Linked DNA regions of Homo sapiens: region 2 is linked to region 1. The links are chromatin loops, found by intact Hi-C in ENCODE. Cell type or tissue: Caco-2. All regions are shown on one strand. Each heading gives the region's core, and the rest is flanking DNA. Links, peaks and the distances in the headings are about the cores only. Region 1 has its middle 75 kb from the start of LSM14A. Region 2 has its middle 110 kb from the start of SUNO1.

Evidence for each region. Peaks named below come from ENCODE experiments on the same cell type or tissue, not always from the same donor. Only the 100,000 strongest peaks of a DNase experiment are listed, where the experiment ranks them.
Region 2: it touches region 1 in a loop (14-fold over the local background); 2 of 110 quality-filtered maps call a loop at or near these places.

The regions. Positions count from the first base shown.
Region 1 is chr19:34,091,557-34,103,155 of GRCh38, reverse strand. It overlaps the pseudogene RPS4XP21. Among named protein-coding and RNA genes, the nearest start is that of LSM14A, 75 kb to the left of the region's middle. RefSeq lists an enhancer at 2,801-2,970. In Caco-2, for the core only: a CTCF peak has its summit at 6,649 (motif pointing right); no DNase peak of the experiment used is centred there.
Region 2 is chr19:34,012,936-34,024,534 of GRCh38, reverse strand. It overlaps the pseudogene RPS4XP23 and the pseudogene RPS4XP20. Among named protein-coding and RNA genes, the nearest start is that of SUNO1, 110 kb to the right of the region's middle. In Caco-2, for the core only: no CTCF peak of the experiment used is centred there; a DNase peak (open chromatin) is centred at 5,784.

The DNA of each region.
Region 1 (11,599 bases), core at 2,472-10,471:
GTGTGAGCCACCGCGCCCGGCCAAATAAAGTTAACTTTTAATTGTTATTTTTATTTTAGAGATAAGGTCTTGCTCGGTCACCCAGGCTGGAGCTCATGGCACAATTATCGCTCACTGCAGCCCCGAACTGCTGGGCTCAAGCGATCCTCCTGCATCAGCCTTCTGAGTAGCTGGGACTACAGGCATGGCCACCACACCTGAGTAATACTGTCCCTGTTTTTGATGACTTTGTCATTTGAGGAGTCCTGGTCAGACATTTTTGCAAAATGTCCCTCCACTGGAATTTGTCTGATGTTTTTCTCATGATTAGACTGGGATTGTGGGTTTTTGGGAGGAAGACCACAAAAGTAAAGTGCCATTTTTGTCACATTATATCGCAGATATATTGTCATACATCCTTTAATGAGGGGGATGCGTTCTGAGAAATGTGTCTTTAGGCGATTTCATCATTGTGGGAGCATCACAGAGTGTGCTTACACAAACCTAGATGGCACAGCCTATTCCACACCTAGGCTATATGTATGGCCTGCTGCTCCTAAGCTACAAACCGGCACAGCATTTTACTATGGGCAACTGTAACACAGTGGTAGGTATTTGTGTATCCAAACATATCTAAACATAGAAAAGGCACAGCAAAAATATGGTATAGAATTTTTTTCTTTTTTTGAGATGGAGTCTTGCTGTGTCGCCCAGGCTGGACTGCAGTGGCATGATTTCAGTTCACTGCAGCCTCTGCCTCCCAGGTTCTAGTGATTCTCCTGCCTCAGCCTCCGGGGTAGCTGAGATTATAGGCATGCAGCACATGCCTGGCTAATTTTTGTATTTTTAGTAGAGATGGGGTTTCACCATATTGGCCAGGCTGGTCTCTAACTCCTGACCTCAGGTGATCCACCTGTCTCGGCCTCCCAAAGTGCTAGGATTACAGGTGTGAGCCACCGTGCCCAGCCTAGAATATTTTTTAAAATGGTATATAGGATACTTCCCATGAATGGAGCTTGGAGTTGCTGTCATTTGCAGTGGCTCACGCCTGTAATCCCAGCGCTTTGGGAGACCGAACTCCCAAAGGAGTGGAGGACCGGAAGTTGCTCTGGGTGAGTGAGTGAGTGAGTGGTGAGTGAATGTGAAGGCCTAGGACATTACTGTACACTACTATAGACTTTATAAACACTGCAGTTATGCTACAGTAAATTTATAAAAATTGTTTTCTTCAATAACAAATTAACCTTAGCTTCCAATAACTTTTTACTTTATCAACTTTTTATTTTTTTAACTTTTTGACTCTTCTGTAATTACACTTAAAACACATTGTACAGCTGTACAAAAATATTGTCTTTTTTTTTTTTTGCAAGACAGAGTCTCGCTCTGTCACCCAGGCTGCAGTGCAGTGGTGTGAATCTTGGCTCACTGCAACCTTCACCTCCTGAGTTCAAGCAATTCTCCTGTCTTAGACTCCTGGGTAGCTGCGATTACAGGTGCCTGGCACCACACCTGGCTAACTTTTGTATTTTTAGTACAGACGGGGTTTCGCCATGATGGCCAGGCTGGTCTCGAACTCCTGACCTCAGGTGATCCACCCGCTTTGACCTCCCAAAGTGCTAGGATTATAGGTGTGAAATACCATGCCCGGCCTATCGTCTTTCTTTGTATCCTTATCCTATAAGCTCTTTTCTTTCTTTCTTTCTTTTTTTTTTTTTGAGACGTTGTTTTGCTCTTGTAGCCCAGGCTGGAGTGCAATGGCACAATCTCGGCTCACCACAACCTCTGTCTCCTGGGTTCAAGCGATTCTCCAGCCTCAGCCTCCTGAGTAGCTACGATTACAGGCATGCTCTACCATACCCGGCTAATGTTTTTCATATTTTTAGTAGAGACAGGGTTTCTCCATGTTGGTCAGGCTGGTCTTAAACTGCCAACCTCAGGTGATCTGCCTGCCTCGGCCTCCCAAAGTGCTGGGATTAAAGGCATGAGCCACCATACCTGGCCTTTTATTTTTAATTTAAAAAAATTTAAAAAATTCTTTCAGCTTTTTTATTAGGAATGAAGACACAAACACACACATCAGCCTAGGCCTACACAGGGTCAGGATCATCAATGTCACTGTCCTCCACCTCCACATTTTGTCTCATTGGAAGGTCTTCAGGGGCAGTAACACACGCATTATCCCCTGTGATAACAATGTCTTCTTCTGGGTACCTCCTGAAGGACCCTCCTGAGATCTTCTTGAGGTGGGGTCACTCTTTTCAGAAATATGTCCATGGTGGTTTGCTTGGTTTGTTTCTTTTCTTTAACATAGATTTCCCTATAAACAGATAATGCACCATGAACATTTCTGTCTGTTAATAAAAACCTTTTGGTGTTGGGTGTCCATGTTTTCAAACTTCTTAAAGAGTTTGCTGAAATCTGCGGAAGCTTCTGCTAAACTCTTCACTGTGAGTTTTCTTGGGAGTTCTTTTCCTTCTTTCAAACTTCTTAAGGAGTTTGCTGAAGTCTGCAGAAGCTTCTGCTAACCCCTTCACTGTGAGTTTTCTTGGGAGTTCTTTTCCTTCTTTCAAACTTCTTAAGGAGTTTGCTGAAGTCTGCAGAAGCTTCTGTCAACCTTTTCACTGTGAGTTTTCCTGAGAGTTCTTTTCCTTCTCCAGCAGCTCCCTTTGCTCTTGCCCCTTCTTCAGCTAGGTGTTCCTGTCCCAGTTCCAATAACTCCTCATTCCTTTAGGAGCTCCTCAATGCCATCCTCAGCCAAACCCAGATTAGAGTTGTTTGCCATCTGAACCACAGCCTTGTTGACTTTTGCAACCTCCTCATCCTTGGCAAATCCTTTGAAATCATGGAAAAACCTCTTGAGTGTCTTCCTCCAGATGCCATTCATACATTCCTCGGTGGCATCACCCCAAGCCCAAGCTCAAAGTGCTTGACACAGTAATAGATGTTGTAATCCTTCCAAAATTACATCCATGTCTTCTCAGGGTCTTCCTCAGTTTCAGCAACAGCCTGGGCAAAAGTCCTCCTTAGGTAATAGTCTTAAAAGCTGTTATAATTCCTTGATGCATTGGTTGGATCAAAGAGGTGGTATTTGGAGGGAGAAACACCACTTTGATATTGAGATGAAAATGACAAAAAAAAAAAAAAAAGAAGAAGAAGAGCATTATCAATAAGCCAATCTTGAAAGATATATTATTCTCCAAACAGTACTTCTCCATCTCACTGGCAGAGTAATTCAGGAGGGCCTCTTGGAAGAGGAGCTGGGTCATCTGTGGCTTCTTATTGCTCCTGCAGTGCACTGGCTGTGTGTGCTAATTGACAGGCTTGAAGGCCCTGGGGTCCTCATAAAGGGTTTCAGTTTGTAATCTGCAACATTGTTGCCAGGCAAGACTTGCTCTGTCCTTAAAAGTCTTCAAACCTGACATTGACTTGGCTTCCTTATGAATGAAAGTTCTTTCAGGCATTCGTTTCCAGAATGGGGAGGTTTCATTCATATTGAAGATTTGCTGTGACAAGTAATTTTCCTCCACAATCAGCTCATCCAGAGTTTCCAAAAATTCTTCTGCTGCCTTCACAACAGCACCCACAGACTCACCACTAACTTGCACTTTATGTAAGGAGTAAGGATTCTTGAATCATTTGAAATACCCAGAGCAGTAAATTCAACACCACAGTCAGGTCCAGCCTTTGCTTTCAACCTTGCAAACCGACATTGCTTTGGTGGTGATTGTCACGGTGCTGAGAGGGATATGTGTCTGTGTTTGGTCTTCAATCCAGGTCATTAGAAGTTTCTCTGCATCTGATAGAGAACTTCCATGAATTTTTGTTAGTTTCATCGCTTTCAATGAAGCAGATCCCTTAACACAGAAGTCCCCAACCTTTTTGGTACCAGGGACCGGTTTCATTGAAGATGATTTTTCTTTCTTTCTATTTTTTTTTGAGACAGAGTGTCACTCTGTCACCCGGGCTGGAGTGCAGTGGCAGATCTTGGCTCACTGTAACCTCTGCCTCCCAGGTTCAAGTAATTCTTGTGCCTCAGACTCCCGAGCAGCTGGGATAACAGGTGTGCGCCACTATGTCCAGCTAATTTTTGTATTTTTAATAGAGGAGGGGTTTCGCCATATTGGCCAGGCTGGTCTTGAACTCCTGGCCTCAAGTGATCCACCCACCTTGGCCTCCCAAAGTACTGGGATAACAGGTGTGAGCCACGCTGGACCAGAAGACAATTTTTCTATGGACTAGGGTGGGGGTTGAGGGATGGTTTGGGGATGATTCAAGCACTTTATATTTATTGTGCTGTTTATTTCTATTATGATTACATTGTAATATATGATGAAGTAATTATACAACTCACCATGATTATAATGATATAACTCATGTCATGATGTAGTGCATGACCGTACTATCAATATGACTTATCACTGTTGGCATTGACCTTAATCACCTGCCAGAGATAGTGTTGGTCAGGTTTCTCTACTGTAAAGTTACTCTTCTCCCATTTTTGGAAGGAAGTCACTACATGCAGGCCACACTTCAGGAGTGAGGAGTTATGCTCCACCTCTGTGGGGGTGGAGTATCTGTGAGAATTCATTGAACTTCTTCCGCATGGAAGACGTGTCTCTTCTCCCCCTTCTACACTCAGCCCTCTGTATTCTCTGATCCCACATCGTGGATTCAGCCAACCACAGATAAAAAATATTAGGGAAAGAAACCCAGTAAAAATTCATACAAACTGGCCGGGGACACTGGCTCACGCCTGTAATCCCAGCACTTTGGAAGGTCGAGGCGGGTGGATCACCTGGGGTCAGGAGTTTGAGACCAGCCTGGCCAACATGGTGAAACCCCATCTCTACTAAAAATATAAAATTAGCCAGGCGTGGTGGTGGGTGCCTGAAATCCCAACTACTCAGGAGGCTGAGGCTGGAGAATCGCTTAAACCCAGGAGGCAGAGGTTGCAGTGAGCCAAGACGGCACCACTGTACTCCAGCCTGGGTGACAAGAGCGAAACTCCATCTCAAAAACAAAAAACAAAAAACAAAAAAACAAAAAAACCAAAACCAAACCAAACCAAAACAAAAACCAAATAAAACAAGCAACACAGAACAGCTATTTACCTAGCATTTCTATTGTATTAGGTATTATAAGTAATCTAAATATAATTAGAGTGTACAGAGGGATGTGTCCTGGTTATGTGCAAATACGATACCATTTTATATAAAGGACTTGAGCATCCATGGATTTTGGTATCTATGGGGGTCCCGGAACCAATTTGCAGTGGATGCGGAAGGAGAACTGCATTTATTTATTCAATCATTAATATCAGTGTGGACTCATGGGTGTTTATTCCATGCTTTGGGTTATGATCCAATCTATTTTATTTTGTTACTCAAGTTGTTCCAGTTTTGACTATTGGGATCTCTTTCAGTTGGATCCTGTGACCCTTTGACGTCTCCCCACTGATGTGGGCTTTTTTTTGGTTTGTTTGTTTTGAGCACTTTCCTACTTTCTGGTACTAGTAGGTGCTCCTGGCTTATCCTGTGTATTTCCTGCCCCAGTCTTAGAATCGGTCATTTCTCCATGGAACTTTGGTTTCTTTTATTGGCAACACGGTGAGGCTCCATCTCTACAAAAGATCATGGGCTGGGCATGGTGGCTTCACGCCTGTAATCCCAACACTTTGGGAGGCCAAGGCGGGCAGATCACTTGAGCTCAGGAGTTCGAGACTAGTCTGGGCAACATGGTGAAACCCCATCTCTACCAAAAATACAAAAAACAATTAGCTAGGAATGGTGGTGGGCACCTGTAGTCCCAGCTACTAGGGAGACTGAAGTGGGAGAATCGCTTGAGCCCAGGAGGTGGAGGTTTCAGTGAGCCAAGATTGCGCCACTGCGTTCCAGCCTGGGAAACGGAATGAGATCCCATCTGAAAAAAAAAAAAAAAAAAAAAGGCTGGGCATGGTGGCTTTGGCTTGAAAGCGCTGAGATTACAAGTGTGAACCACCATGCCCAGCCAAGACTGCTGAATTTGTGCATGCAATTCTTGTGTGTGTAACCATCAGAACGGCACGCCCCACCCTTTTAAAGTTTTATTTTCTTATAGCGGAGAGCTACGACAGAACCTCCTTTCTATCTTATTCTTGAAGTACCTTTAAGCAGGAATAAGATGATCAATATAAAGCCAATGATTGCCAGCTTCTTTATTAATGTGGCTATTTTGTTTTTCATAAAAATTGTCTCACATTTTTAAAGACTTCTATAATATATAAAATATCGTAATATTGCTCTTCTTTCTATTCTTCCTACCAGGATTAGTAGAAAATTTTCTGTGAAAATAATCTTTAGTTTATTTTCCAGAAACTTCTCCCCCACAGAAGCTCTTGAAAATACTTTTTGGTTTTGTTTTGTTCAAGAGACAGCTGAATATAGCTCTTGGAGAGGAGATCCTCTGACATGAATTGACTGAGACAGCTTGTAATAACATTAGTAGGTATTTTCCGGGCACAGTGGGGAAGGTGTCCACAATATATACCCGTAAAATCCTTTGGGATTTTGTGTTCAGATTTTTTGCAAGTCAAAAACATAAGTCCCTGAAGGTAGTGGTTTTTGTATTTAAGAAAGGCTTTTCTTTTTTTCCTTTTTGTTGTGTTAATCAGTGTGGAATGACCTTAACACCAGAGGGCAGTATTTTCTAGTAGTTGCCAAAATGTCCTTGTAGTCGGTGTAATTATCTGATGGATTAAAAAAGACAGCTTATGTTTTCCCGGGTGTTGCCGGTATAATGCACATAGCCTGGGACTCATACCGAAGGTCATAATGCATCTAGTATTTTCTAAACCACGGGAATTTTTTTTCTTTTCTTTTTAAACCCTTCTGTTCGGTGGAGTTTAAGCTCCCTGAATTAATTTTCACAATAAGCCGTGCTGTTTACAGGGGTTGTGTGATTGGCAGGAATGGGTGGCTTTCACACAGCACCATTTGATCCCAGCCCAAGCCCAAAGGAAGTCCTGTCTTATTAAGGAGTAACAGGCAGATTCGTGTGAGGCCAGCGGGCTTGAGTTTGGCTTCAAGGATGGTCAGAATTCGTGAATTTCTTTCCAGAAGGATATCCGGGTCTTCCTGAGAAGAGAATGGGCTTTTTAAATCCAGAAACTTTCATACAATTTATTTCATACACACTTTTACTTTTTGCAGTTTAAAAACTACAGACAATAGAGAGGACATTTAAATAGCCTACATTTGGTTACCCATTTCTCTTTGCTTGCTGGTTTCCATTTAATGTAACTGCAGAGTGAATCTTCTAAAATATGTTCTTACTCTTCCGATATCCTTGTTAAAACAGGAAAGCCTATGCGTATTAACCGGGTAGTTTCTATTTTCTCCTTTTAAAAAATGTTTCCCTTGCTTGCTATACATCTAACACATATTCATTGTAGAAAATAAATGTGGCAGGGCAGATGCAGTGGCTCACACCTGTAAACCCGGCACTTTGGGAAGCTGAGGTGGGAGGATTGCTTGAGCCCAGGAGTTTGGGACCAGCCTGGGCAACATAGCAAGACCCTGTCTCTACAAAAAATAAAAAAAAATTAGCTGGGCACAGTGGCGCACACCTGTAGTTCCAGCTCCTCAGGAGGCTGAGGCAGGAGGATTGCTTGAGCCCAGGAATTCGAGGCTGTAGTGAGCTAGGATGGTGCCACTGTATTCTGGCCTGAGCGACAGAGCGAGCCTCTGTCTTACAACAGCAACAAAAACAACAACTTGTAATCTCACCTCATAGATAAGATTTTGTTGTACACACTTTTTCCTTGGAAACAGATTGTACATGCTATTTTATAATTTGTATTATTCCCATGATAATGTGATGGGAACTTTACTAAAAAGTTCTAAATTCAAGACCAGCCTGGGCAACCTAGTGAGGCCCCATCTCTACAAAATGAAAAAAAAAAAAAGAAATTAACAATGCATGGTGGCTTGCTCCTGTAGTCCCAGCTATTCAGGAGGCTGATGTGGGAGGATCACTTGAGCCCAGGAGGTCCAGACGGTGGGGGGCAGTGATTGCGCCACTGCACTCCAGCCTGGGGAACAGAGTGTAATTGTATTTTGCCACACTGCACAATATCACTTTCAATGGTTGTTTAGTATGTTCGAGTATGAATGTATATAGTTCATTTAATCAGTTTACTCTCTTGTTAACAGTACATGAGTCTGACTATTCACACTCTTGCCTACCGTGGGTATTATTATTTTGTCAATCTGCTGCATTCATTCAACACATAGATATTGATTACTAACCATGTACTAGGCATATTCTCAGTGCTTGGGATAGATTATTGAAAAAAACAACCTCTGATCTCATGAAACTTATATTTGAGTGGAGGACATGTACATACATGATAAATGTTATAAATAAGTAAATCCTTTAGCATTTTAGAAAGCAAAAAGTGCTATAGTTAAAAAAAAAACAGAGCAAGTTAAAGGAGTAGGGAGTGGAGAAGATTGTAGTTTTTTAATTTTAAATTTATTGTAGAGGTGACATCTCCCTGTGTTGCCCAGGCTGGTCTCTAACTCCTAGGCTCAAGCAGTCTTCCTGCCTCAGCCACCCAAAATGCTGGGGTTAACGGTGTGAGACACTACACCTGGCCAAGGATTGCAGTTTTCATTTTTATTTTTATTTTTTGAGAAAGGGTCTTGCTCTGTCACCTAGGCTGGAGTGCAGTGGCATGATCTCAGCTCACTGCAACCTTCATCTCCCAGGCTCAAGTGATCCTCCTGCCTCAGCCTCCTAAGTAGCTGGGACTACAGGCCCATGACACCAAGCCCAGACGTATTTTTTTTGTAGAGACAGGGTTTCACCATGTTGCCCAGGCTGGTCTCGAACTCCTGGGTTCAAGTGATCCTCCTGCCTTGGCCTACCCAAGTGCTGGGGTTACAGGTGTGAGCCCCTGTGCCTGGCCAAGGGTTGCAGTTTTAATTAGAGAAACCAAGGTAAGCCTAATTGAGAAGGGGGCATTGCAAGACTTGAATCAAGTTATTTGAATTTGCAATTTTATTATTACTATAGCTGATATGGTTTGGATCTGTGTCACCACCCAAATCTCATGTTGAATTGTAATCACGAGTGTTCGAGGTGGGGCCTTGGTAGGAGGTGATTGGCTCATGTGGATGGGTTTCCTCTTGGTACTGTCCTCATGATAGTGAGTTCTGGAGAGATTTTGTTGTTTAAAGTGTGTGGCACCTCCCCCACCTCCCTCTTGCTCCTGTTGCCACGATGTGAGATGCCTCCATCCCCCTTTGCCTTCTGCCATGACTGGAAGCTTCCTGAGGCCTCCCCAGAAGCAGAGGCTGCTATGCTTCCTGTACAGCCTGCAGAACTGTGAGCCAATTAAACCTCTTTTCTTTATAAATTACCCAGTCTCAGGTATTTCTTTATAACAGTATGAGAATAGACTAATACAATAGCTAAACTTTCTTTCATATGTTTATTCTTTTTTTTTTTTTTTTTGTGATGGAGTCTCTCTCTGTTGCCCAGGCTGGAAGGCAGTGGTGTGATTTTGGCTCACTGCAACCTCCGCCTCCCAGATTCAAGCAATTTTCCACCCTCAGCCTCCCGGGTAGCTGGGACTACAGGCGTGCACCACCATGCCCGGCTAATTTTTGTATTTTTAGTAGAGATGGGGTTTCGCCTTGTTGGCCAGGCTGGTTTCAAACTCCTGGCCTCAAGTAATCCACCCGTCTTGGCCTCCCAAAGTGCTGGGGTTACAGGCGTGAGGCACCACACCTGGCCTACATACCTTAATGTAAAAATACTTTATTGGTTCCCAGTTTCTATGTGCATAGAAGATGGGAGGTCCTCTTTCTGTGCCTATTACAGCTGTGGCTTCCGGTCCCAAGCAGCATCTGAAGCGGGTAGCAGCTCCACAACGTTGGATGCTGGATAAATTGACTGGTGTGTTTGCTGCTCGTCCATCCACTGGTCCCCAAAAGCTGAGAGAGTGTCTCCCTCATATTTTCCTGAGGAACAGACTTAAATATGCCCTGACAGGAGATGAAGTGAAGAAGATTTGCATGCAGTGGTTCATTAAGGTAGATGGCAAGGTTCGAACTGATATAACCTACCCTACTGGATTTATGGATGTCATCAGCATTGACAAGACGGGAGAGGGTTTCCGTCTGATCTATGGCATCAATTGTCGCTTTGCTGTACATCGTGTTACACCTGAGGAAGTCAAGTACAAGTTATGCAAAATGAGAAAAATCTTTGTGTGCACAAAAGGAACCCCTCACCTGGTGATTCACGATGCTCACACTATCCGCCACCCTGATTCCCTCATTAAAGTGAACGACACCATTCAGATTGATTTGGAGACTGGCAACATCACTGCTTTGAAGTTCGACACTGGTAACCTGTGTTTGGTGACTGGAGGTGCTAACTGGGGAAGAATTGGTGTGATCACCAATAGAGAGAGGCACCCTGGATCTTTTGACACGATTCACGTGAAAGATGCCAACAGCAACAGCTTTTCCATCATTTTTGTTATTGACAAGGGCAACAAACCATGTATTTCTCTTCCCCGAGGAAAGGGTATCCGCTTCACCATTGCTGAAGGGAGAGACAAGAGACTGCAGCCAAACAGAGCAGTGGATGAAATGGTCTGTGGGTGACATGTTAGATCTTCGTATGTAATTTAAAATAATATGGCATGATTAAAAAAATAAGTAAAAATACTTTATTGCTAGAAAATGCTAACCATCTCTCTGAGCCTTCTGCGAGTCATAATCTTTTTGCTGGTGGAGGGTCGTGCCTTGATATTGATGGTTGCTGACTGATCAGGGCAGTTGTTGCAAGGCTGGGGTGACAATTTCTTAAAATAAGACAATAAAATTTGCCACACCGATGGGCTTCTTCACAAAATATTTCTCTGTAGCATGCAGTGCTGTGTGATATCATTGCATATAGTGCTTCTTTCAAAGTTAGAGTTGATCCTCTCAAACACTACCACCTTTTTATCAACTATGTTTATGGAATATTTGAAATCCTTTGCCGTCATTTCAACAATGTTCATAGCATCTTCACCAGGAGCAGATTCCATCTCAAGAAACCACTTTCTGGTTGGGCGTGGTGGCTCATGCCTGTAATCCCACCACCACATCCAGCTAATTTTTGTATTTTTAGTACAGATGGGTTGGGGGTGGGGGTTTCACCATGTTGACCAGGCTGGTCTTGAACTCTTGCCCTTAAGTGATCCTCGGCCTCCCAAATTGGTGGGATTACAGGCGTGAGCCACCATGCCCGGCTGGTGATTCATTTTTGTGTGTCATATGACATAGCAAACATTATTTTTCCTGAATATTTGTATTATTGTATCAGGTTGTATTGACAGCATTTGTTAAGCATTTTATGCCATTACTGCTTATTGGCGGGGTCTCACTCTGTCGCCCACGGTGGAATGCAGTGGCATAATCACGGCTCACTGCAGCCTCCACCTTCTGGGCTCAAGCAATCCTCCTGCCTCAGCTTCCCAAAGTGTTGGGATTACAGGCATGACCCACTGTGCCGGGCCAGATTTTTATTTTTTATTTTTTTTGAGACAGTCTCACGCTGTCTCTCAGGCTGGAGTGCAGTGGTG
Region 2 (11,599 bases), core at 2,211-10,210, 78 kb after region 1:
ACAACAGCCACAAGACCTTTAGAGTATCAGTGTCTATGTGGAAGAATGCAGAGGGAACTAATGGGGTATTTGACAGACTAGAGAATAGGAGCATCCTCAAAGAGCAAACAGGTGTTAACTGGAAAGTGCAGCAGACCAATCTGGGAACAGTCACTGAAATCGGGAGGGGTTTTGTCCTCTCTTATCATGGACGAGCACAGGCTGCCTGGGGTAAGGTCTCAAGGGCCTGGAGGAGACTCCCATGGATGCTCTGAAATTGTACCTTTCAGGATAGGCTCCCACACTGAGAAGCAACTGCTGGGAATAGAAATTGAATTGAGCAGAGCAGGGCCAATAAAGATGAAGGAAGGAGAAGGTCCAGATGAAAAAGCTGGAGGGGCACAGAGCCAGCACATCTCAAAAAGCAAACCTCCAAATTTTGGAGGAGACAGCATAAGTGAAGCGGGGGTTCTGTGAAATAAGAAAAGCTACCTGGAGGCACTCCTTCTTCTAAAATTTCAGGAAAATTAATTTTACATAAAAATGAGCAAGCAATTGAGGTCAAATCCTATACCAAGTTATTATTTTTAAAAAGAGATTAAAGAGCAGAATAACACTTTTTCAGACAGAGAAAATATGTAGAAAGACAAGCTCACAAACCAAATCAACACTGTAATCTTCTCATTCAAAAGAAGGTAAAAGACACTGAGAAAATTATATAAGACATGCAAGAACAACATAAGTCAGAATTAGACCAGCAGGAAAGGTTATGGAACTGAGAAAAACCCCTAAAAATAGAAGAAAAAAAATTCAGAAATAAAGACTAAACTAGGAGGAATATACATGCAAATAGAACAACAGATAATGTCTTTAAAATAGTTGAAAGGAGAAAAATGTGAAAAATAAAGGAGGAAAGAGATGAAATTCTGGAAGAAGTTGCAAATGTTTTGCAGATAGGCAAAGAAGATCCAACACCTACGTAATAAGAGTCCCTGAAGAAGAAAACCAAGGCAAGGATAGAAAACAAACACTGAAAACTATACTTTCAGAAAAGTTTCCTGAAGTGAAAAATATTTGGAATTGCATGTTGAAAGAGCTCACCATGCTCTTTCCGTGCCTAATACAGTCGTGGCTCGTGGTCTTAGGAAGCATCTGAAGCGGGTAGCAGCTCCACAGCATTGGATGCTGGATGAATTGACTAGTGTGTTTGCTCCTTGTCCAACCACCAGTCCCCACAAGCTGAGAGAGTGTCTCTCCTAATATTTTCCTAAGGAACAGACTTAAGTATGCCCTCATAGGAGACAAAGTAAAGATTTGCATGCAGCCGTTCATTAAGATGGATGGCAAGGTCCAAATTGATATAACCTACCCTGCTGGATTCACGGATGTCATCAGCATTCACAAGACGGGAGAGAATTTCTGTCTCATCTGTGGCATCAATGGTCGCTTTGCTGTACATTGTATTACACTGGAGGAGGCCAAGTACAAGTTGTGCAAAGTAAGAAAAATCTTTGTGGGCACAAAAGGAATCCCTCACCTGGTTCCACGATGCTCACACCATCCACTACCTTGACTCCTTCGTCAAGGTGAATGACACTGTTTAGACTGGCAAGATCACTGATTTCATCAAGTTTGACACTGGTAACCTGTGTATGGTGATTGGAGATACTAACCTGGGAAGAATTGGTGTGATCACCAACAGAAAGAAGCACCGTGGATCTTTTGATGTGGTTCATGTGAAAGATGCCAATGGCAACAGATTTGCCCCTTGGCTTTCCAACATTTTTGTTACTGGCAAGTGCAACAAACCATGGATTTCTCTTCCCCGAGGAAAGGGTATCCGCCTCACCATTGCTGAAGGGAGAGACAAGAGACTGGTGGTGGGTGAAATGGTGGGTGAAACAGTGGGTAAAACAGAGCAATGGTGAAGTGGTCTCTGGGTAACATGCTAGATCTTTGCATGTAATTAAAAATAACATGGAATGATTAATGAAAAAAAAAAGAAAGAGCTCACCATGTACTTGAGAATATCGATCCTGGAATGGATAACTCAAAATGATCAACACTTAGACATATTCTAGTCAAATAATTGAACTAGAAAGAAAAAAAAATCATTTGCTTATTGCAGCAAGATGAGCAAGTGACTTAGAAGAGAAAGTCAATTAAATTATTTTCAGATTTTTTTCACAGCAATATTTTATGCCAGAAAAAAATGGAGAAATATGTTTAAGATACTCAAGGAAATAAAATGAGAGGCAAAGATGTCATATCCAGGAAAACTGATTTTTAAGTATAAAGATTACTATTATCAATCTGCAGGAACTCAGAAAATAGTGCTTCCATGAACCTTTCTTGAGGAATCTACAAGAAAAAAAATCTTCAGACAACCCAAAAGACTAGATAGACAACAGAATAAGTTACTTATAGACCTTGGACTAAATGAGAGGAAAAAAGAAAGAGTATGGCTTGTAATGGCTGTATGTTGGCTATATGTTCTGACACTGTAAATTTAGCACAGCTTTAAAAAAATAGGGGGAGACAGGAGCAGTCATATGCAAAAACATTTTTAACTGTTTTCAGTTAAAGCCTTTTAAAAAATTAATCATGCCATGTTATTTTTAATTATGTACAAAGATCTAACATGTCACCCAGAGACCATTTCACCCACTGCTCTGGCCACAGTCTCGTCTCTCCCTTTAGCAATGGGTTGAATGGCGGACACCCTTTCCTCGGGGAAGAGAAATCCATGGTTTGCTGCCCTTGCCAATAACAAAAAGGTTGGAAAGCTGGGTGGCAAAGCTGTTGCTGTTGGCATCTTTCACGTGAACCACGTCAAAACATCCAGGGTGCCTCTTTCTGTCGGTGATAACACCAGTTCTTCCCAGGTTAGCACCCCCTTAAGGTTGGAGGTGGCTGTATTAATACCATTAAACTGTTGCATCCCAGAAAATTATGAGATATTCCAACTATATTATCTTTTGTGTTTTAAAGAACTGGGGTTCCCAGTATGGCAGAAAAGAAACATAGATGTAATTCAGAAGAGATGTTAAAAAACTTTGATTTAAATGAGAAGTTATCAATATAACTCGAGGTATTTTATTTAAAAAATATTATGTGTATGTATGTGTATGTATATTTCTTGTTCTGACTAATGAAAAGACCTAGCAATGCGCATCTCTCGTGCCCAGATTTTAGTTTTAAAATACCATTTCCCACTAAAAGAAATCAGAGCTCTTGGATAAATGGCTGATTCCAGATCTGGGGTAGAAAATGTCCAAAATGGGGCCGGTCAGGGTGGCTCACACCTGTGATCCCAGCACTTTGGGAGGCTGGGGCAGGAGGATCCCTTGAGCCCAGGAGTTTGAGACCAGCCTGGGCAACACAGAGAGACCCCATCTCTACAGAAAAAACAAAAAAAAGAAGATTAGCCAGGAGTGATGGCATGTGCCTTGTAGTCCCAGCTACTCAGGACTATATAGTCCCAGCTACTATAAGACATGCAAGAACAACATAAGTCAGAATTAGACCAGCAGGAAAGCTTATGGAACTGAGAAAAACCCCTAAAAACAGAAGAAAAAAAAATCAGAAATAAAGACTAAATTAGGAGGAATATACATGCAAATAGAACAACAGATAATGTCTTTAAAATAGTTGAAAGGAGAAAAATGTGGAAAATAAAGGAGGAAAGAGATGAAATTCTAGAAGAAGTTACAAATGTTTTGCAGATAGGCAAAGAAGATCTGAGGCTGAGGTGGGAGGATGTCTTGAGCCCAGTGGGTCGAGGCTGCAGTGAGCTATGATAACACCACTGCACTCCAGCCTGGATGACAAAGTGAGATCCTGTCTAAAAAAAAAGCAAAAACAAAAACAAAAAATGAAAGAAAGAAAGAAAGAAGAAAGAAAGAAAAGAAAGAAAGAAAGAAAGAAAGAAAGAAAGAAAGAAAGCAGATGCACAAAATAAAACAGGAACATTTTATTATAGTAAATAGTGAGGAAGTTAGCAGAGAATTTAAGATCATGTCAAAAGGACTCAGGAGTTAATTTGAAAAAGATCTCTATTGCCAAATTTGGGACCATGTGAGCTAAAATAAGAGAAATATTTATAATATATCAAAACATCAAAATATGTTTAAATTCACAGATTATTATGATTTTAAAATAAAACCGGATTACTCTCCTTCGGAGGACAACAGGAATCCAATACATGATCTTTTTTTTGAGGCGGGGTCTCACTCTGTCACCCAGGCTGAAGTGCAGTGGTGCGATCTCAGCTCATTGCAGCCTTCGCCTCATGGGCTCAAGGGATTCTCCCACCTCAGCCTCCCGAGTAGCCGGGACTATGTGCGTGTACCACCACACCTGGCTAACTTTAGTATTTTTTGTAGAGACGGGGTTTCACCATGTTGCTTAGGCTGGTCCTCTACTCCTGGGCTCAAGTGATCTGCCCACCTTGGCCTCCCAAAGTTCTGGGATTACAGGTGTGAGCCTCCATGATCTTAAAATTAGTAAATAAAGGGAAAGATTCAAGCATTCATCCTGTCTTTCCTAGGTGATCTGGTCCAATAGCAACCAGAGGTAGAAGAGGGAGTGTATTTAATTATAAAAATATTCTAACTAATGAATAAAAAAGAAATGGCAGAATTAGAATATCACATTTTAATGGATTTAGGCATTGTGCATTAACAGCTGCTCACGTCACAAAAAGAAAAATCGTCGGATTTTATTTGTTTCCTAATGAAAGAACTCACCACCACCTATGGTATTTCTAAAGGGACTGAACCTGAGTCTGATCCAACCTCTAGAACCAGCTGCCAATTTGCAAGAAATACAGAGGAATATGTTGAATTATACCAACAGTATCAATCAGCAAAGCCATACTGTGAAAAACTACGAGTCAAAGGCCCCAGGGTTTTCAACAGATAAATTACAGTAAAAACAAAGGGATGGAGGGATTCTGCAAAATGAGGAGACACCTAAAATACACATCAACATTTTAAAAAATGGCAAGACTATAGTGTCTAGGGTGCATACCTAAGGATAAAATCACCCCCTTCTCCCTCAAAAAAGCGAGGAAGTGATCATTACAAAAAGCCAGGATGGTCATTTCTTTCATTCCTTTAGTGGAGTGGGAGGGGTTGACATTGGGATAAGGAACATGGAGGGATTTTGGGGTGGGCTGGTTTAACTCTTTCTTTCTCTCTCTCTCTCTCTCTTTCTTTCTTTCTTTCTTTTTTTCTTCTTTCTATCTTTTTTTTTTTTTTTTTTTTTTAACAGAGTCTCACTCCATTGCCCAGGCTGGAGTGCAGTGGTGCAATCTTGGCTCACTGCAGCCTCGACTTCCTGGGCTCAAGTGATTCTCCCACCTCAGCCTCCTGGGTAGCTGGGACTACAGCCACTGGGTAATGTTTGTATTTTTTTTGTAGAGACGTGGTTTCACCATATTGCCCAGGCTGGTGTCAAATTCCTGGGCTCAAGCGATCCTCCCCGCTCGGCCTCCCAAAGTGCTGGGATTATAGATGGGAGCCACCATGCCTGTCTTATTTGTTTCTTGACTTTGGTGGTGGTGACTTTTAAATAATTTTTTTTAAATAAAAAAGGTGAAAAAAGAGAAAACAGTAATGATTAAATGACTAAAATACACCCATAATTTAAATCTATATACTGATTTTGTTCTATTAAGCTTCCATCTTGGGGGTTTTCTGAGGTCTAGCCAGACCCATGGCCCCATATCAGCCATACTTAGCACTACTTACTCAGTCTTCCATGGGCTCATCTCTTTACCTCCTTCTGTCATCTAAGGACAGCCTGGTGACACAGCCGACATTCCACCTTTATCAGGTTTCCAGGGGAACAGGATTAAAAAGTTAACCCTAGGTCAAATTTGTTCATAAAGAAAGTGAAAGAGTTTTTATCTCTTTGTGTGTTTTTTAAATCCATTACCTATACCTTCTAAGGATGAGAAGAATAGCACTTATTTGCAAAACACCTTTTGAGATACTTCATGTAGAGAATAAGGTAAGTAAATAAGGTATCAAGTTCTCCTTCAGCACTGATATTTGGTATTTGAGGTAGAAGTGTATTAACTTCCTTATTTATATGAAGATGATATGAAACAGAGATATTTAGTGGTATTCTGTAGGTCACACAAAGGGGTGGGTGCTCCCAGTGAAATTTTCTTTCTTTCTTTTCCTTTTTTTTTTTTTTGAGATGAGGTCTTGCTCTGTTGCCCAGGCTGGAGTGCAGTGCCACAATCTCAGCTCACTGCAGCCTTGAACTCCCTGGATTAAGCCATCTTCCCACCTCAGCCTCTTGAGTAGCTGGGACCACAGGCATGAGCCACCATACCTGGCTAAATTTTTTGTATTTTTTATAGAGACTAGGTCTCACCATGTTGCCCAGGCTGGTCTTGAACTCCTGGATTCAAGCCAATCTGCCTGCCTTGGCCTCACAAAGTGCTGGGATTACAGGCATGAGCCACCGTGCCCGGCCCAGTGAAATTTCTTGCCAGTGCAATTCCACTGTTTGCTTTGTTTTCAATGCCGTCTTTAGAAATGTGCTTTATTTTAAATTTTCCCTTCTGCTGCCTTTCTCCCTTGGCTTTTTGGCAAGGACCAGAGAAGGAGGACATTGTTTCTGAATTATAGTAATTAACAGTATATTCTGAATGGTGTGTTCTCTCATTTAAGTCCCCCCCCAAAACCAGAAGAGATTTTGACAGAACTAGGACATGGGAAGCAAAAAAGTCAATTAAAGCTGCTTTTTTACAAGAGCCACATAAACATTATAAAAGTGCCACATACTTGAGCCATTTTAGCAGTTTTCCATCTGGTTTTGTTGTCTCAAAAAGCAGGAAGTTTTTTCTGACATTGCTGTGAATTGTTCTAAGCGACTTTTAGATCGTCACAAGGAGTCGGGTGGCCCTAAATCTCAACGCTTCACTCTGGCGCTGAAGTTCAGAGCGGCATGAACTCATTCATTTGGTTGTTTTTGCCTCCTTTTGGCTTGAAAGGGAAAAGAATGTGGACTCTTTCTCGGCAGAGCGGAATAGACTGTGGATTGTCCTTCAAATACATCTTCCACGGGCACTGATCTCTTCTTGGGCAGAAACAGGCTGAACATCCAGACATTCAGGAGATTATAAATTGAATCTTTCATCTTCTGCTAATACGGCTTTTGGCAATAAAGCCATTATCATGAAGTGCCATAAAAGGCATCTTTTTTTTTTTTTCATCTGTTGCCTACTCAGCATGGGGTTTATTGCTATAAAAAAGTCTGATTGCTAAATGCTAAACCAGGCAGGTCACCCTGCAGTACGTGGAAAGATGGGTCTCTGATATGCCACCTGCTGTCATACAGGACAAATGGCATATTTTTTGGAGGCAAGGCTTAAAAATGGCTACAGAGACTTGCTACTGTTATTTTTGACTGCTAATTGGACACTAGTTAGTTGGCTGTAATGATTATCAGTAGGTGCATCTTCTAGGAACTGCGGGTACTTACTGATTACCTCTTTGTAGTCTGTTGCTGTGAAAAAGTTTAGTGCTGGATAAAATGGAAATTCATTTCTTAAGACATTTACACTCAAACTGGAGAAATAATATTGAACAATAAGAAACAATTTGAGAACCATCAAATAGTCTATGGCCATACCACCCTGAATGCGCCTGATCTTGTCTGAGAACCATCAAATGCTAAAGCCAATCCATTAAAATAAGGATTGATGGCTAGGCATGGTGGCTCACACCTGTAATCCCAGCACTTTTGGTGGCCAAGGAGGGAGGATCACTTGAGCCCAGGAGTTCAAGACCAGCTTGGCCAAAATGGCAAAACCCTGTCTCTTAAAAAAAAAAAAAAATAACTGGGCATGGTGGCATGCACCTGTAGTCCTAGCTACTCAGGAAACTGACATGGGAGGATCGCTTGAGCCCAGGAGGCAGAGGTTGCAGTCAGCTGAGATCATGCCACTGCACTCCAGCCTGGGCAACACAGTGAGATCCTGTTTTTGTGTTTTTTTGTTTTTTAAAAAGTCTTGTCATTACATGGGGGAACTTTGCAAATGTTCTATAGGTAAAGGTTTGTTATTATTATTGGGGTCATAGAGGCAGGATTTTAAAATGAATTGAGGGCGGGCTGGAATCTTGCTAATGTTGAAAAGAAGGAAGCCTTCATGAATGGGATTTGCACAGATGGAAGGATTTGGAGGGCAGTGTGGTGTACATTAGGTAAGTTCTCGGGTCAAGATTTGGATTCTTGTATCTGCAAAGTCATTCTTCATTTGCTTTCCAGTTTCTAAAAATGTGTTGTTATTTTTTTCTCTTCTTGAGGTTTATGGTGATATTTCTTTATTTTTTTGAGAAAATAACTTTACTATAATTTTAGTGAGGTTTAGGAAGAAAGTGAAGGTAAATACATAGGTACATACATACATACATAGGTAGATACATAAAACTATCTTTTTAAGAGGATTTTTTTTTTTTTGAGAGAGCGTCTTGCTCTATCGCCCAGGCTGGAATGCAGTGGTGCGATCTCGGCTCATTGCATCCTCTGTCTCCTGGGCTCAGGCAATCCTCCCACCTCAACCTCCTGAGTAGCTAGGACAACAGGAGTGCAACACCATACCTGGCTAATTTTTGTATTTTTTGTAGAGACAGGGTTTTGCCATGTTGCCCAGGCTGGTCTCGAACTCCTGGTCTCAAGCGATCCTCCTGCCTTGGACTCCCAAAATGCTAGGATTGCAGGTGTGAACTACCATGCCTGGCAAGAGGAGATGTTATTTTTTAAGAGAATTAACTTCATTTGTTTCTTCCAGCTTGTTGAGGTATAATTGATAAATAAAAATTGTATATATTTACAGTATACAACATGATATTTTGCTATATATAAATAAGTATATATACACACATTGAGAAATGATTAACACAATTAGCTAATTAACATATTCATTCTTCACTTAGTTATCATGCAATTTTTTTTGTGGTGAAAACATTGAAGATCTATGCTCTTAATGATTTTCAAGTATACAATCCATTACTGTTAACTATAGTCACCATTTTTGCATTAACTCTCCAGGGGTTATTCGTCCTGTCTAGCTGAAACTTTGTACTCTTTGACTGACATGTCCTCATCCCCCTGCCCCACCCCACCCCGGGAACCACCATTCTATCCTCTGCTTTTATGAGTTCCACATGTATAAGTGGGATCATGTAGTGTTTGCCTTTCTGTGCCTGGCTTATTTCACTTGGCATAATGTCCTCCAGGTTATCCACAATGTTGCAAATGGCATGATTTTTTTCCTTTTAAAGGCTGAATAGAATTTCATTGTATGTATACACACACACACACACACACACACACCCGCATTTTCTTTATCCATTTATCTTTTGAGGGACACTTAGATTGATTCCATATCTCGGCTTTTGTGAATAATGCTGCAGTAAACATGGCAGTGTGTGATATCTCTTTGACATACGGATTTCATTTCCTTTGGATATATACCCAGTAGTAGGATAGCTGGATCATACAACAACTCTTATTTTAAGTTTTTGAGGACTGTCCATCCTGTTTTCCGTCATGTCTGTACTAATTTACATTCCTACCAACAGTGTGCAAGAGTTTCCTTTCTCCACGTCCTCACCAACACTCATTATCTTTTGTCTTTTGATAGCAGCCATTCTAGCAGATGTTAAGGTGATATCTCGTTGTGCTTTTAATTTGCACTTCCCTGACGATTAGTTGTGTTGAGCATTTTTCATACACTTGTTGGCCATTGTATGTCTTCTTCTGAGAAATATCTATTCAGATCCTTTGCCCATTTTTTAATCAGGTTATTTGTTTTATTGCTTTTGAGTTATTTGAGTTCCTTATATAGCGTGGATATCAACTCCTTATCAGATGTGTGGTTTGCAAATATTTTCTCCTCATTTGTAGGATGTTGCTTCACTCTTTGACTATTTCCTCTTCTGTGCAGAAGTGTTTAGTTTGATGTCATCTTGTTTGTCTATTTTTTGCTTTTGTTGCCTTTGTTTTGGGGATCATATCCAGGAAATCATTGCCCACACCAACGTCAAGGATATTTCTCCCTATGTTTCTTCTAGTAGTGTTACAGTTTCAGGTCTATGTTTAAATCTTTAGTCCATTTTGAGTTGATTTTTGTAATTGTGTGAGATGAGGGTTCAGTTTTATTCTTCTGCATGTAGATATTCAGTTTTCTAGCACCATTTGTTGAAGAGACTGCCCTTTCTCCATTATGTGTTCTTGGTATCTTTGTCAAAAATCCATTGACCATAAATGTGTAAGTTTACTTCTGGGCTCTCTATTCTGTTCCTCTGTGTCTGTGTGTCTGTTTTTATGCCACTACCATGCTGTTTTAATTACTGTAGCTTTGTAGTATATTTTGAAGTCAGGTAGTGTTCTTGCTCTAGCTCTGTTCTTTTTACCTCAAGATTGCTTTGTCTATTTGGGGTCTTTTGCAGTTCTATATGAATTTTAATATTTTTTTCTCTTTGAAAATTGCCAGTGGAATTTTGATAGGAATTGCACTGAATCTGTAGACAGCTTTGGTATTATGGACATTGTAACAATATTAATTGTTCCAATTATTGAACATAGGATATCTTTTCACTTGCTTGTTTCCTCTTCAATTTCTTTAATCAATGTTTTATCATTTTCAGTGTACAGATGTTTCACCTCCCTGGTTAAACTTATTCTTAAGAATCTTATGTTTTTTGGCCGGGCACAGTGGCTCACGCTTGTAATCCTAGCACTTTGGGAGACTGCGGCAGTGGATCACCTGAGGTCAGGAGTTTGACACCAGCCTGGCCAACATGGTGAAACCCCGTCTCTACTAAAAATATAAAAATTAGCTGGGCATGGTGGCTCATGCCTGTAATCCCAGCTACTCAGGAGGCTGAGGCAGGAGAATTGCTTGAACTCGGGAGGCAGAGGTTTTGGTGAGCCGAGATTGTGCCACTGTACTCCAGCCTGGACGACAGAGCAAGACTCCATCTCAAAAAAAAAAAAAAAAAAAAAGAATCTTATGTTTTTATTGCTATTATAAATGGGATCATTTCTTGATTTCTTTTTGGATAGTTTGATGTTAGTGTATATAAATACTACTGATTGTTCTGTGTTTATTTTGTATCCCACAACCTCACTGAATTCATTTATTAGCCCTAAACATGTTTTGGTGGAGTCTTTAGAATTTTCTGTATGCAACCTCTTCAAACAGAGCCAGTTTTTCTTCTTCCTTTCTTATTTGAATGCCTTTATTAAATTGAATTGGCATCATTGTCTTATTCCAGATCTTAGAAGAAAACCTTTTAGCTTTTCGCCATCGAGTATGTTGTTAGCTGTGGGCTTGGCACATATGGCTTTTATCATGTTGAGGTATATTCCTTCTTCACCTAATCTGTTAAGAGTTTTTAATTATGAAGTGATGTTGAATTTTGCCAGATGCTTTTTCTGCATCTTTTGAGATAATCATGTGATTTCATCCTTTATTCTGTTAATGTGTATATTACATTTATTGATTTGCATATATTCTTCTACTTGACCAAGTCTGCTGTTGAAACTCTATATGAAATTTTTCAGTTCAGTCATGTGTTCTTTAGGCCCAGAATTT